Linked DNA regions of Homo sapiens: regions 1 and 2 are each linked to region 3. Evidence: chromatin loops called from intact Hi-C (ENCODE). Cell type or tissue: ascending aorta. All regions are shown on one strand. Each heading gives the region's core, and the rest is flanking DNA. Links, peaks and the distances in the headings are about the cores only.

The links. Peaks named below come from ENCODE experiments on the same cell type or tissue, not always from the same donor. Only the 100,000 strongest peaks of a DNase experiment are listed, where the experiment ranks them.
Region 1: it touches region 3 in a loop (2.0-fold over the local background); 12 of 110 quality-filtered maps call a loop at or near these places.
Region 2: it touches region 3 in a loop (3-fold over the local background); 10 of 110 quality-filtered maps call a loop at or near these places.

Annotation. Positions count from the first base shown.
Region 1 is chr3:30,340,090-30,345,598 of GRCh38, forward strand. No RefSeq gene overlaps it. Among named protein-coding and RNA genes, the nearest start is that of LINC01985, 180 kb to the right of the region's middle. RefSeq lists an enhancer at 2,014-3,213. In ascending aorta, for the core only: no CTCF peak of the experiment used is centred there; a DNase peak (open chromatin) is centred at 2,412; H3K27ac peaks cover 2,479 bases.
Region 2 is chr3:30,493,926-30,499,434 of GRCh38, forward strand. No RefSeq gene overlaps it. Among named protein-coding and RNA genes, the nearest start is that of LINC01985, 22 kb to the right of the region's middle. In ascending aorta, for the core only: no CTCF peak of the experiment used is centred there; a DNase peak (open chromatin) is centred at 2,836; H3K4me3 peaks cover 1,012 bases; H3K27ac peaks cover 4,000 bases.
Region 3 is chr3:30,441,189-30,446,697 of GRCh38, forward strand. All of the region lies in intron 4 of LOC101927995 (a long non-coding RNA gene), which reads left to right. It overlaps LOC105377013 (a long non-coding RNA gene), which reads right to left. Exons shown (of 4, transcript XR_940683.2): 2 at 2,484-2,568. Among named protein-coding and RNA genes, the nearest start is that of LINC01985, 75 kb to the right of the region's middle. RefSeq lists a silencer at 1-83. In ascending aorta, for the core only: a CTCF peak has its summit at 3,238; no DNase peak of the experiment used is centred there; H3K27ac peaks cover 3,696 bases.

The sequences.
Region 1 (5,509 bases), core at 444-4,443, 100 kb before region 3:
TCTTGTAAACTGAGATTAATAATAGTGTTTGCTTCAGAGGTTTACTGTGATGATTAAATAAGAGAATCAAATAAGGCTGTTAACATACATTTACTCTTTGAAACTGAACTACATAGCATTAAAATTTCAACAAGGACCACTGAACAACAAAAAAAATCCTTTAATACTTCATATTTTAAAAATATGCCGAACATGATATTTAGGTACTTTAATAATCTTTGCCACCAATTACTTTAAAGTTTATTTGTCACACATATCACATAAACTACCAAGCTCATTGTACTTATTTTCTAAATTCAATAAAATTGATGACGTAGCCAGTGAGCACAAAGATATGAAGTTGTAATAAGTTATCAGTGCTGCACACAACTACAGCACCAATCTAGACTAATGATCAGTTGAGTCATGTCACCTTTGCTTGGACAGAACTACATTTTGCTATAAGTCGCCAAAACAATTTTTATACAAAAAAAAATGCAAAACCCTAATCTCTTCCAAGCTTTATGCTTTCACCACTCTACCTCTTCCCAGAATACACAGGTTCTAAGTGAATCCACCAGAAGTCAGTTTGTTGAGTGGGCAACATGCCTAAAGCCAATTAGTTGAAAGTCTAATTCACCAAATGACTGATTCATCAAATTTACTTATACCTTTCTACTACATAGTTGTGGCTCATGAATTTTTATTTTGCCCTAATTATAGCACTTTAAGGAATGTTTGGTTTGTTTCTGTGACAGTCCGCACTGTTCCAGCTGGAGCTATAGAACAAAGAAAAGAGGAGGCTGAGGAAAGAGAGAGCAGAGAAAGGGGAATTGAAAAATAGGTGAGCTGAGAAACGGATGAGCTTCAGGGTAGAAGAGACAGATACTACAGAGGGTATGAAAGATATAATTGTAAGACTATATTCTCAAACACAGAGCATTCTTTTGAATTTATTGTTTTTAGAATATATTATTAATCCTGCAAGTGGACAATTGTTACAGTTCTTGATATCCAAGAAAAATAGTGCAAAATGTAAATTCATTGAATATATGTGAAGAATTCTTATCAACACAATCGCATCATGCAAAATAGTATATTCATAGCATATTTATTGCATTTTTATATTCCATGATTATTCAGGTGAAATATCTTCTTAAGTCCCAACTCTCTTGTGTCTTTGCCTCTCATCCTGTCATTCTCCAGCTGCTAATAGCAGGAAGCAGTGGCAGACATATTGAAGATCCCTTAGCAGCTTGTCATGAAAGGGAAAGTAAAATGTTGTCCATCAAAAATAGTTTTTGAAAATGGGAGTTTGGTAAATTGACCAATAAACACATTTGCCTTCGGCAAGATAGTAACTCAGTTAATTGATATCTGGAAATTGGCCTGCTTCTGGATTTGCAAAAAGAGATAATAATGGATGAGTTAAGAGGAAAGCTAAAAAAAACTGGAGACAATGTTACATATTCTTCCATCTACTTTCATAAGGTAAAGGCTTAGGCAAACAATTTTCAGGTATATACCTTTTGTATTTTAAGTGTCCATGCCATTGTACAGGATCTAATACAGTGTCAACAAATATTTCACCCTCTATCATCTTGACCCCGGCTTTCTTTCTCATTCGCCCATCACTTAACCACACTACTCCTTCCTGCTTTTATGCACTCCTTAGTCTTTATACTTTTTTCCCTATGTGATTAATAAAAAATATAATTGCCATCATAAGTCTCCCAACTGTATCAGCACATAAGTGTGAAGAGATGTTCTTTCCTAAAAATTCATCAGAAAAAATAAGAAAACATATAATTCAACGACCAGCAAGACATGCCTAGACCCAGACTGAAGATCATATAACTAAAGCATGTGTCAGTGAGAAAGAGCACTGAGTGAACTGAAAGGAAATATTGATGATGCTGACCTTGGATCAAGGGTGCCCTTCCACTGTCTCCATCTGTGTGGTCCTGGAGGCAGGTCTAATTATCTTGTGCAGATGAAAGAATTAGGATGTCATAACCTGACTCATGGAAAATCTGCATACTAGATTTGATTGCTTCTGCTCTTCTATGTTTATACAACAAAGTTACTAAATGTAATTTGGCTAATATAATTTTTGTCTTATGTAAGTTATATAAGCCTCTTAACAATATGTCTCTTTCTACAAATTCTGTTTTATAATCATTCTCAGAACAACCACAGCTACCATTTTTACTTCATCTTGCCTCTATATGTGTTTGTGTATATATTAGACTATTTTGCCTTTAAACTATGTTATAAGGTAGATATCTTCATTTCTCATAATCAAATCTCAACCTGCAAATAATACACTTAGGATATCTCAGCTGAACTAAAACTTTGGACCAGCCTGTTTCACTCCAAAGCCTTTGGGGCTCAAGCTTCGCATGGTACAATCCTCTGAGTCTGAGTCACTGGTGAGTCACTTTTGGAAGTTGACAAGACCAGGTAGCTGAGCCAGATTCTGAATTATGAAAAATCCAGGCTTCATCAAACAGTCTTTCCTGGGCATAATAGAGCAATGTGTCATAATCACATCAACTGCATGTACCTTCTTGTGTTTCGTATCATTTTGAAAGACAAATTATCGTATAAGAATCATATCCATGTGCTTAATATTTTTGATATACATATATATATATAGAGAGAGAGAGAGAGAGAGAAGGAAAAAAAAGCCTGATATCACTTTTTATCCACAGGATACCTACTAACTTCTCAAAAAGCGACAGCAGTCTTACCTAAACATGAAAGATATGCTAATAAAGTGACCTAGACCCTGGAGAAAAAACGGGGGAGAGTCAGCAACTGATTTTGCCTGAGGGCAAGAGATTATGTCCTGCCCCCAAACAAAATAAATAAATAAAGCCAACCCAAAACTGACAAGCAGAAAAGCCAGAATGAAGACAAGGATTCTAAAGTAGACCGAAGTAAACATCAAGATGACAGTCAAATGCAAAAATAAAACAAAGCAAGACTAGAGTCAGACCAGAAATAGATGTAGGATTAAAACATGAGAACAATCTTAATTTTTTTTCAACTATAAAGGCTTCCTTTTTTTTCCCTAATATCATAAATCACCATCTCTCACAATTAGTGAATCATTAAGCCAATAGTTGAACCTCTTGGGTGGGAGATTAGGAAGCAAGGAAGACAGATAAAGGGCCGACTTCTTTCTCAGTGAAGAGAGAGAAGGCTTCACAATAGAAACCTTGATAGGTACATATGATAATTCTCAGAATATTTAGTTTATCAAAACATCCTGTTCTTTGGTAAAATAGGGCTTTCCTGACAGAAATATTCCTGACCTTGGGAAAGTATTTATGATTGTTATGTACAAAAGGATGTGTTTTTGTGTTTGCATCTGTGAAATGAGAGCAATGAATGATGCTAGGAAATTGTGGGAACACAATTCATTTGTGGGAGCGCTTCCGATATTTTAAACAGCTCAAGTTGGCATTAGAGGGTAACATGAGAATTTACCTTAAAACCACTTAAGTCTTAACAAAAGAAGAATAACAATTAATATAGGAAAAGGAATTTTTTTGGAACACAGGAAACTGAGTCAGAGAAAAATCCGGGCCTCAGCTTCCAGGTCCCAATTTTGGTATGAATGAGGTCATTAGGAAGCAAAGGCACTATGAATGGCAAACTTTCACTTGAAATAAAGGTAGTAATGGGATGGGGGAATGCAGCCCTGCATATTTCAACTAACAATCCACTGGTTCTTAACAACTTTAAAATAAAATAAAATAAAAATAAGCTAGCAAAATATTCAATAAACTAAGTCATGTAAGGGCATGGTCTTAAACTACAGTAGGATCAAAATAATCCTCCAAACATTCTTTGGGCAGGAAATGAAGAAACAAATGCATGAAAGCAGATATGATTTGGGGACTTACAAGATCAGATTTATAAGTGCATCACAAGATGTGAACCTTTCTGGATATGTACTGACTGTGACTCAATTCTATTTAATTGAAAATGGGAAGTTAAATTTTAATGTGCATTTGATAGTATAAACCACAAACCCTTGGCACAGAAAAATTCTTACCTGGTGCCGTAGGAGGGTGGTTAGGTCAGTAGAAAAAAAAAATGGCAATTTCTTTATAATGATTTTGTTTTATACTTAAGTTACCTGAAATATATTATTTCTGTATTGAGCCAATAGGTATTGAGCCAATTATCATTCATAATTATCATTCATTTTTTGGTAACTATAAGTGCTTTTGTTGTTGGTAGTATAAGAGGGCATTGGCCTCTTTGCTGTCTCATAACCAGGTTGCAATAAAAGTGAGTCTAAGACCAAATTCTGTCACTATGCAAACATTTGTTACCAAATAGGTATAATGAAAGCTTATAGCCTGGTGAGTAAACTTGAGAAGTGACAGCTCTATGTTCTCTTAAGTGCTCTGAGGGCACACACAGAAAAGGTCCACTCAGGGTAAATGCAACAATGTTTTCCTGGCAGGAGCCAGCCAACCTTCTAGTGGCAGTCAGACAATAAAGAGTCCCAGGAAGCTAAGGCTGTACATGCACCATTTTGGAATCTAAATCTAATGTTCCACTCCGAAGCCTACCATCTATGTTTATTAGATGCTTGTACTCTATTCATAAGGTGTAGAATAAAGCCAACTAATGCAAAATTATTTATACCATACCATCTCTTTTGAAGTTTTTAAAAATGGCATAAACTTTTAAAGTTACAAACAACCCAGGAAACAACCCAAACGTCCAACAACAAGAAAACAGAAAAATAAATATAATATATTGGCATAAAGGAATATCTCAGGAATAAAAAGAAATAAGTGGCCTGACCTGAGATCTACATCTGCAACAACATGGATGAATCACACACACATTATATTGAGCTTGAAAATCCAGAAAAAAAGAGTACTTACTGTTTGATTCTACCTATATGAAAGTTCAAGAATAGGCAGACTCATTTATGGAATAAAAATCAGAATAGTGGTCGACTATGGAGGTGGGGGCATAGACTGGAAAGACATTCAAGGGAACATTCTAGGGTGATGGTAATGCTCTATATCTTAACTGGGGTGTTACTCTTCAAATTATATATAATATATATATATATATATATACACACACACATATACACAACACATATACACATGTATGTGTATATATTTATATATCTTATTAGTACATACGCTAATCACACTCAACTCTTAAGAATATTGTATGCAATTACATCTTGTTTAAAAATTACTACCAAAATAACACATATCTACTCCCTAAAGTAAAGTCTCAAGATAGCTCAGAGGTTCCAGTGCTATTAAGAAAGAGAGTGTTCATTTGGTCCCTGGGAAATGATAGTAAAAGTTCCCATCCTTTTATAAGCAGTTCTAATGTGTCAGGCACTATGTTAGTTAATTGCTTTTCATAATTCACATCACTGAATTCTATCAACAACTCTATGAAGATTGAATTATCATTATTCTGATTTTATCACTGATGATGCTGATGCCAGAGAGATTGGTTGTTTTGTCCAGTATCA
Region 2 (5,509 bases), core at 841-4,840, 53 kb after region 3:
GCAGCATGGAAAACAGAAACAGAAAACTTGGATTCTTGCTCAACTCTAGTTCTGAGTAATCTTAGAGAAGTAATTTAACCCTCCAGCCGCCCATAAGGCACATTCCGAGGCTTCTAACACTAACAGTGAGTGGATGAAATACAGAGGGTCTGGCCCCTGCCTGTCTCTGTAACCTCCACCAATATCACTCCTCCTCCCCAAATCCCCAGATTCCTACCCTTTAGGAACTTTGAGTTCCTTGCTGTTACTCAAATTTGCCAAATTCATATCTGACTCAGTGCCTTTGTACTTGCTTTTCCCTCTGCCTGGAAGTCTCTTTCCCCAGGGACTTTGATAAATGACTCCTGCACAGGGTTCTCTGCTTACATATGCCTTCCTCAATGTGGCCTTTCCTAGCCTCCTGATCTAAAGCAGCACCTGACGCCCACCACTCTCTCTCCTTACCCTGTTCTGTGTTTTACCTCAGCACTTATTGATAAAAACATCTTTTTTTTTTTTTTTTTTCCAAGACAGAGTTTCACTCTTGTTGCCCAGGCTGGAGTACAATGGCACAATCTTGGCTCACTGCAACCTCCACCTCCAGGTTCAAGTGATTCTCCTGCCTCAGCCTCCCAAGTAGCTGGGATTACAGGCATGTGCCACCATGCCCAGCTAATTTTGTATTTTTAGTAGACACGGGGTTTCGCCATGTTGGTCAGGCTGGTCTCAAACTCCTGACCTCAGGGGATCCACCCACCTCGGCCTCCCAAACATATCTTATTAATTTAATTGCTTACTTATTTATGATCCATCTCCACTAATAGTCATGAGGATAAACTGTCTGATTCTTTGCTGCAACAGTGACTGGAATTTTGTAATTGCTCCAAAATCATTTGTTGGATGAACTTTGAAGAATTAGTATGTTTCTCCGAAAATGACAAATCTTTGGAACCCTTATCCTTAGAGCCCACACCCAAAATCCCATTCTGGAATTATTCTCTATAATACCAGAAATTAAATACTTTCTGCCAAGATAAAGTTTAAAAATTTTCCTTGAAACATTCTTGTCATTTTCTAATGGTATAATGAGGCACTAATTATATTGATGTTTTGTCTTCCTGTGTCATATTAACAACTAATTTGCCCCGAAGATTAAAAAAAATCATGATAGCAATCTTTTATTATATTTCTATCTTGTGTAAAGAATTAGTATAGACATGTATATATGGTATTCCATGTCTTTCTTATAATGATGTGTAAGGCAAATTCAGATGATAAATTAAGTAACTTTCCTGGGGGCATTAAGCTAATATCTGTGAGATCCCATGTATTAGGTTTGAAAGCCCTTGTGTTTTTTGCCCCACTCTTTGATGATGTCTGATATCTTGTGGGTATGGTAACCAAATCATCCATCATCAAAAATAAGGGTATTTCCAAAAGCCCATGAACAGGAGAATAGAGAGATGGCATGTGTATTTATAAATTCGAATGCTACATAGAAGTAAAGAGGAACAAGCTACTGCTACACATAACAAAATAGGTGAGTCTCACAAGTGTTATGTTAAATGAAAGAAATCAGATATAAAAGACTCCACACTGAGTGAATAAACAATACACGAAGTAAAATATGATGATGAAAGTCAGAAGTTTGGCTATTTCTGAGTCAGGAAAGAGACACAGGGAACCTCATTGGCACTGGAAATATTCTGACTTAATGTGTACACACATGCCTGTGTAAATAGGTAAAAATCTAAAGATGGACGCTTAGATTTATTTGTCTACTTTACTGTGACTATATTCTACTTTAATAGAGAATCAGAATTGAACAAAAAGTTGAAGCCCAGCAAGTCAAGGTATTTGTAAAACAATGGTATAGAGCCGTTGAAATTAAGATGGTCTGGGAAATTTAGGAGATGTGTGGCTGTATTTGTGGAAAACCTGGCAGACTGTCTAGATTGGAGTTCACAAGTGTCTCAGTAGCTGACAGCTGACAGGAAGATGGAACTAACCTCTGCCATCTGTCTGAAACCACCGCGAAAAAAAAAAAAAAAACCAAGCCATATAAAAATTTAGAGAAGTGCTTTGTTTTTCCTTGTCTGTTTGTCTGTTTTGCTTCAGACCCATGCCTGGAATTTAATGAAGCACTTTCTTCTCAAATCTGGCTTTCCTCCTGACCCTCCCAATTTCTCTCAAACGGCGAGGAGAAAGAAGAAATACCCATCGACGTTGAATCATGTTTGGCGGAGAAATAAGCTTGTTTTACCACTGTTTGTCATTGGAATTATCTTACATTAAAAAGATTACAGTGAACACAGCAAGTCTTTTTCTTTTTTTAAATAACAAGTCATAAAAATGTCAACCCATTTATGCATGGAAATATCCTAGAGACCAAAAGGGATGTATCAGACCAAAAAAAAAAAAAGAAAGAAAACCCAGAAAGGAAAAACACTACATGAGAAAGAACTGGAGGTCTAAATTCTTTAGGAAGAGAGTACATGTGACTATGGCAGGGTGGAGGTGGGGAGGGACAGTCACCCTGAAAATGACTTCAGGGTCTTAGGAGACAAATTCCAGATAGGCAACCTGCCCGAAAAGCTTTGATAAATGACATTTCTGCTAATACCAAATCAAAAGAAAAGATCAGTTTCCCCAGTGAATGAGGCTGAGCGAATCATACATCTGGGCGCTTTGGCATGCCGAGTAAATGAAATCATCCAGAGAGTCTAAAGAGAGTTATGTCTCTGCGGCTGAGGCTTGTTTATGGAAAAATGAGTTTCGGGGCTTGGCTTTGCTTAGGCACAGAGCATTCTGAGCTGTGGGTACACTGGTTATTCTTTACAAAGTAGTTCTTGTCCTCAAGAGCAAGTGTCCTGATTTCAGGCCTCTGCGGGAACTCAAAGTTTGGACCTATCAGTTTTCTTCATTTCCTGTGGGCTAGGCCACCACCCCTGTCGCAAAAAGCAGCTTTTAAAACTGCACCCTCAGTTCACTTGAATGCTGGTGCCTCATCCGAATAAGGAAGCCAAGAAACACACGAAGTGTATATGGGCTGGAAGCACAAAAATGTAGCAAGAAACGATGTGGCTATTTTACAGCATAACTAGCCTCATTCATACTCCCCTCCACACACATAGACATCCCATAAAAGTAGAGTTGCCTCTCCTTTCTTAGAGGTAGACTGAGCTTTTAAGACTCAGAGACTATAGGACAGATTACTTTCCAAGCTTGTTGCTGTGCAAGTTCCTATTCCCATATTATTCTCCAGCAGAAAAAAAACAAATTACTTATTGCCATTTTCTTCATTCATCAAAAGCATTGTGTAAAACTAGGACAAAACTAGGACATAACACTTGATAAGAGCCTTTAATTATGTTTCTTTGTCCCAAGTCTCTGTGGAGAGTTTAGTATTTCCAGAATAAACTTGATGTGATACCAGGGGATATGAACTCTTGTTAATATTTGAGAGAACAAAAGAAAGAATTAAAATTGTATCAGGAATGATGAGAGAAGACATAGTGGGCAGGATTTGGAGTTGTGCGTCAAACATATAATTTGTGGCCCCTTTTTCCCTTCTTGGAAAACTTTTCTACTTTCTCTAAAGTATGCACAGTGAAAGTAACTCTAAGGAGACTTCCACTGGTCTATGCCCATTTCTTTAGTCTCTTTAGGTTTGCAAATAACAGCAAATATTTTTAGGGATGGAAATGAGAAAGAAGGGTGGAAGAGTTTGTGCTGTAGCCACAGAGAGGCTATCAGTGAGAATCACTACTGCTATGGGGGTATTTTGCTGACCTTTATTTTTTATTTATTTATTTTTTTGAGACGGAATCTTGCTCTGTCCCCCAGGCTGGAGTGCAGTGGCCTGATCTCGGCTCACTGCAACCTCTGCCTCCTGGGTTCAAGTGATTCTCCTGCCTCAGCCTCCAAGTAGCTGGGATTACAGTCGCACATGCCACCGTGCCCAGCTAATTTTTTTTATTTTTAGTAGAGACGGAATTTCACCATGTTGGCCAGGCTGGTCTCGAACTCCTGACCTCAGGAGATCCACCCACCTCGGCCTCCCAAAGTGTAGAGATTACAGGTGTGAGCCACTGCGCCCAGCCTGACCTTTCTCTGTTACACTCACCCAGTAATTTATTAGATCACCAAAAGAGAGGACGTGTTTGAGAAGGGGCATAGTTCTCCCTGACTCTGCTTTAAAACACATGAGGGTATGCAAGTAAGTAAACATTTCTCTTGTCCAATAAGGTTCACGGTGTTTGCAGACCCAATGAGTCCTAGCTAGCAGTTGTAGGGAACAAAGCTTATTAGGCTCATCCATGTTTCCTACATGAACTCCAGCTCCTCTCCATACCATCCTTCATTCACTTCACAGATATCTTACTATCACTGCAAGAACTCTCTTTGCAGTTCTTGAAGCACTTTGGGGTTCCAGAGTTTCCTAAAGAAGACAAATGTAGCTAATTAGGAAAATGTTAGCATCCTTGAGACACTAATAAGGTATATGGGGCACAGGAAATATGGTGCACATGGAACAATTCTGCCTGGGTTCAAAGCCCAGCTCTGCCCCTGCCAGCTGTGTCACCTTGCATCTTGTGAGGAATCAGAGATTATTTATACAAAGCGGGTGTTCCAGGGCTAACCCATAGAAGATGTAGGAAATATTCATTTTCTTCCTTCTTTTCCATCCTTTTCCTCCCAACTTTGTGAAATTACCTGGAACTTAAATTCAGGAAGAACGGGTGCCCAAAGGGCATTCTGTCTTGTGTTCCCATGTTCCCACACTGTCAATAGAGGCTGCCCCTCACCACAGTCAGAGGGGACAAAGGAAGAGACCACAGGGGCAGGCTTTCCAGGCTACACAATGTACTTTGCTCCTGGATATGTCTGTTGAAAGTTGGCAGGAGACAGCACAGTGGTGTCCTGAAGGTCAGTCTCAGATGGCTGTCTCATAGAGATGTTTCATAGAGGGTTCCTCTAACTGGCAGCTGCAATTGGTTCCAAATAAATCTGTCTTACACAGAAGTGCAAGCAGCTCACAAGAGGAATAGAAATGAAATAAAATGACCTCCAAGGCACATGGGAGAGGAAGCCAGAGTGTGTGCTGCTTCCAGCCGTGTGTGCTTTGTACTCAGGAGTATCGCAGCAGGGTGGAGGAAGATAAAATCCAGAATTGGGAGAGTCAGGCCAGGGTTGCCCCCTGGGATGAATTATGGCTCTGTATTTCCCAAGGGGGCTGTATTAGGGCACAAGGGACATGTTCCTGCTCTGAGAAATGGAAAAAAAATGGAATAGAAGTAAAAGAGCCCCAAGATACTCTGCAATTATTTTGTGCTCTTGAGTAATTTGAGGGCTCTGAACTTTCTCCATTGTAGATCAAAAGGTTTTAATTAGATATTCTGAGATCCCCTCTTGCACTTCTTTTCTGGAATTCCACGATGCCAAATCTCTGTGTCCCTTATACTAATGAAGAAATGATATCTTATGGATGAGCAAATGTCCTAATTAACAGTTAATATCAGTTGCATAA
Region 3 (5,509 bases), core at 820-4,819:
GAGAAAAGGAAAGCAAGGAAAGGTGCCAGGAAAGAGAGACGGACATTTTTTAAAAATACCTATTATGAACCAGGCTCTGTGCTAGATAATGGAGACACAAAGGTGAATTATGGACACGTTTGCAACTTTGAATTGAATTATGGACAGGTTTGCAACTTTGACTCTGATGGAGGAGGCATATGTGTTCATAACAATTACAAGAGGGTGTGATACGTTTTATTAGAGCTGGAAGGTGACTTCGTTTTGTTCTCCCAATCATATTGAAGGGAAAACCCCATAGCACAGCCGTTAAAACCATGAGCTGCAAGCTCAAATTGACATGAAGCTTTAATACCAGCTCTGTCACTGGCTACATGTGTGCCTTTTCATAATTACTACTATTATCAAATCCCTCTTGAGTTTCAGTATCTTTATCTGTAGCACAGGGTTGGGGTGGAGAAGGGTGTAGCAATGGGGGATTATCATAAGAACTAAACCAAATAATACAGGCAGATATGTACTTAGGGCTTAGAAGACAGTAAGACTTAATAAAAATTATTTTCTCCTTTCATTATCCTTCCCATTTCACCAGTGAAAAATCAGGCCCAGGTATCTGTGCCTTGCCTAGGTTTGCAGGAGCTGATGAGAACAAAGGCAAAACTTGAACTCACATCTGATATGGAGCTCAATGCCTTTCCCTGGGCACAAGAGATGAAATTGTTGAAGCGACTCTGTCATGTTGTATGACCAGAGAGATGCACTGCTGTGTTCCAATGTTTTCCCTCTCCACATTTATCACTGACATTTGAAACTTCTTCTTTTCCTCACTTTGGAGATTACAGACGTTCCTAAATATCACAGACTGTCTTCCATTGACTCTCTTTTAAATCTGCTCACAGAAGAGCAAGATTTAAGTTTGTCCCTACCCTAAGGAAGGCCTAGTGAATCAGAGAATAACACGTTTTTTTCCTTCCATCCACATTCCATATGCCAAGAGATCCAGCATGTGAAATCCCATTGAAAATTCGCTTTCTCAGTCATTCAATAATCCAAATAGCTTTTTTTTCAGTATTTGTTTATGTGACAGGCACTGTATTAAAGGTTAGGGTTATAGCTGGAAAAGATAAAATCCTTGCCCTCAGAGAGCTTATATTCTGTTAAGGAAGTAAAAAATAAACATGGAAGCAAATAAATATATTCTGTATTTTTAAGCAGTAAAAAGTGCTGTAAAGAAAATAAGGCAAGGTAGTAAGATGAAGGGTGAGGGCCGGGCATGGTGTCCCATGCCTGTAATCCCAACACTTTGGGAGGCCAAGGCAGGTGGATCATTTGAGGTTAGGAGTTCCAGACTAGCCTGGCCAGCATGCTAAAATTTCATCTCTACTAAAAATACAAAATTAACCAGGTGTGGTGATGCATGTCTGTAATTCCAGTTATTCTGGAAACTGAGGCAGGAGAATCGCTGGAACCCAGGAGGCAGAGGTTGCAGTGAGCCAAGAGAGTGCTGCTACACTCCAGCTTAGATAACAGAGTGAGACTCCATCTCAGAAAGAAAAAAAAAAAAGATGAAAGGTAAGGGTGGAGAAGACTGGTTTGAAATGAATGTTCAGGAAAGACCTCTCTGACACAGTCACTTCGAAAAGAGACCGAAATGAGAAGATGAAGCCAGCCATTTACATTTGTAAACAAGGATATAGCACGTGCTAGGAAATATGGCCTTAGCTTGTTCAAGAAACAGACTAGAGAGTAGCCAGTAGGGCTGAGGCACTGTGAACAAGTGGTACGAAATGGGATTCCCAGAATGAGGTAAGGGCTAGATCAAGAAGAGTCACCCAGGCCAAAAGAGAGAGTATGGATTTTATTCCAAGTGTGATATAAAGTCCTGAATAGTCTTAAGGTTGATATCAGCCTTTGTGACTGCTTTGTGGACAATGGATGACAGGGAGACGAGGGTAGGAAAAGGAAGACCCAGCTAGGAGTCAACTGCTATAGTCCAGGTCAGATATGCTGGCGAGTTGGACCAGAGTAAAAAAAAAAATCTCAAGTTTTCTGTGAACTAAGGAATTATTTTGTATTAACATTATTTAACATTTGAGACTTTACTTGAACACTTTATAAAGCAGTGATCCTATATCAAGGATATGGTAAAACCTGAGTCTTCAAGGTTTAAAATGAGGTGACACTTAAGAGGGAAATACACTTTGAGGCTCCTCTCACAATTTGACTTCTAAAATGCCTACACCTCAGAGAAGCACCTTTTGAAGTCTACGCTACTTGAGTCCTTGTTCTAAAATCTGGCATTATTTCTCTTGTTTATTAAAAATCTAAGTGATACAAATTTTGTGCTGACCTTTTTCCATTATTTTGAGAAACATAGAATATCCTACTGTTCACAAATCAATAATCCTAGTTTGACTCAATTTTGTAAAATTCTCTCTCTCTCTCAGACACACATACATACACCAACACACAAAACAAACTATTAGGTTTCAAAGAATACTCACAAATGGTCCCTTTGCTAGAAGAAAAAGGTAAGTTGTGAGAAAAGCTTCCTTGAAGAACTTCCATCAGTTAGAGTGATAGAATATCCTGCAAGTATTCAAAGAGCAGAAATGATTTTCACATACTGTCACTCGGCAAGTTAATGTATGTGTAAAAAAGGAAATACCTATTCGCCAAGAAACAAAATCCTCTAAATTGCTACTGTCTTTGGCTATATTTTGAAGAATAAACCACAAAAATGAGCAATACCCAACAATTGATTTATGGCTTCTACTCACAAGCCATTCAAACCGCAGACATTCAGCATTAACTGCTACAGAGATAAATCTGGTCAACAACTTGATTGGCCTCTGGGAAACCATCGTGGTAACAGATGAAGGCCCTCTTTTGCCTCAGACTGAAGCAAGGTTGCAATGTTGAGATTAATTTTTATAGGCATATAATCTTCCTCTTTATTAAAGTTATTAATATTTTCTTTCACTGAAAGATACTACAATATTGTCTAAACTAATCTTAAACCAAGAGGCCTCATGGAGGGAGTCCAGGAAAGGTTTGAAAAAAATACATTAGGTCTCTTAAACTCTAATGTCATCTGTAAGTGCATTTCTTAGAGGCTAAGTCCCATTCCTTTTAAGTACACAAGAGTGTATGACTTGAAACACATAAAAACAACTGCCTTAAAACCAATAAAGCATCATGTTTTCTCTTTCCTTTTAGTCCTTCAAACTCCAAATTTTAAAAATAGATTCCATCCGGTGGAGGCAGCAAAACATTCTGTAGCTAAACATGACCTGAATAATTTTCAGAGGTCTAAGTAGAAAATCTTCATCTTGTATCCAAGACAAACAACAGGGCATGGGGTAATAGAGCAGTCCAGGGAGAAAAACATATCCAAAGAGCTGAAGCGTGTCACACCATTTGGAGGATTATAGGAAGTTTTTGCTTTCAAGGTGATTATAAAGCTTGTCTTTGGGGTGTATGTGCACTGTCTTTGGAGACCACTCCCCCTACCCTTAACACAGAGTGCTTCTAATTTCATGATCTTTAAATCAAGAAACAGCTATGTTTCAATGTTTGGATGCTGTCAGTTTCTGTGACATATTGTGTCAACATGGTGTCAAAAAATGTGGCAATTGGATAGACTAAATTTTTCTGTAACCTTGTGGTTCTTTTTGACACACACACGCACACACACACACACACAGACCCTCATAAACACACCTGTTCTATGAGTGATGGCATGTGCCAGTTCCAGGAGATAGTGTAGTGGGCTTACTAAGCCCATTATGCTATGCAGTTATAATTCAAATATCTACTCACTGTCCTTGGGAAGGCCTAATTCAGGCTGAGATATTAAATGTTCTGTTTACATGTTAGAATTCCTTCTGTAAGAAGGTTGTGTGTTCTTAAGAAATGATAATTGAGGTGATGGATATCTCAATTACCCTGATTTGATCATTACACATTGTATGCATGTATCAAAATATCACATGTACCCCATAAATATGCACAACTATTATGTATCAATAAAAAGAATTAACTTTTAAAAAGAATATTATTTGTTCTTAAAGTGTATGTGTCTTTTTTTTATTATACTTTAAGTTTTAGGGTACATGTGCACAATGTGCAGGTTAGTTACATATGTATGCATGTGCCATGCTGGTGTGCTGCACTCATTAACTCGTAATTTAGCATTAGGTATATCTCCTAATGCTATCCGTCCCCCCATGTGTCTTTTAAAAGTAGCTGCTTATTGATTAGGAGACCAAGCCACATCAGGAGGAACATGTAGACCTGACAGAAGAAATGCTGGAGGGTTAGTTTCAAAGAACTATTTTCTTTGAAGATTGTTCAATTTCCCCCTTAAGGTATCATTTTAGTTTGAATTAACCAGACAGAAAATAAAATGGTGAGTACTGTGATTACCTAATGTAAACATGGAAGGCCAGTTTACATTCTTTGAATGGAGATGGCTATTTCCCATGAAGAACATGAATGTCCTCATTTCTACAAGTCCTAGGGAAGAAAAAACAAAAGACAAGTCCCCCATTGAGGGAAATGAGGACTCTTTTTCCTTCTTCCTGAGCTCAAGAGAAAGTTGGGAGCCTATCTTCAAAGCAGCATAGAAACGACCAGAGCATCCATGTGGAGGGACATGAGGGTGGCCCCTGAAACATCGAGGCAAACCAAAGCCAAGGGAAGAGTCAGGGAAGGGAAAAGCCATAGGACAAAGACTCAAAATTATTGTTCAGAATCCAATCATATTCTCTGCGTTGTAGTTTCCTGCTGTTGTTTTCCAAACCTTGGTCTTAATTGTCCTTTGGGGAATTAATAGAGATGCCTGTTCCATTGTTAGGGTGAAACAGTACTGAGGAAGGAGATATGAAGGAGATGTCTGGTACAGTTGACAAGTGAAAACCATGTGGGAATCATAGAACATGTAAACAATCCCCTGGCATTCTCCGATATGCCTGGAGGGGGGATAAAATAAAAGACCAGACTTTCCACAGTCACTCAGGACAACAAGTCAGATTGTAGATATTTGAATATTAAAGGAAAAAGAGACCATAAAGAACTTGGTTATGTAAGCATATACTGGAGAGGGGAGTGCAACAAAGACTCTAGGGTTCAGTTACTACTAATGGCAGATTTCATCTCCTGAGCACCTACCCACCATACATCACACAGCTTCCATAAACTGCCTCATTCAGTCCTCACAAGAACATGATGGGTATTTTCTAATTGACAGAAAACAGTCTCAACCCACTTCATTGACTCTCTTACATTTAACTTTTCAAAATCCCAAACTGATAAAATCATTCAGTCGTGAAATGGAACCAGGCAATCTTTGGAGCTAGACACACCAGGCTCCACATTCTTGCTCTACCATTTATTAAATCAAGACTGTGGGCGATAGAATTAACCTACTCAGATGTGAGTTTTCTTTTCTGTAAAGAGACAGTAATAGAAGTACATTGTGTGGGTTACGTGAAATAACACCAGTATCCCTAAAAATGTACATTCCCTT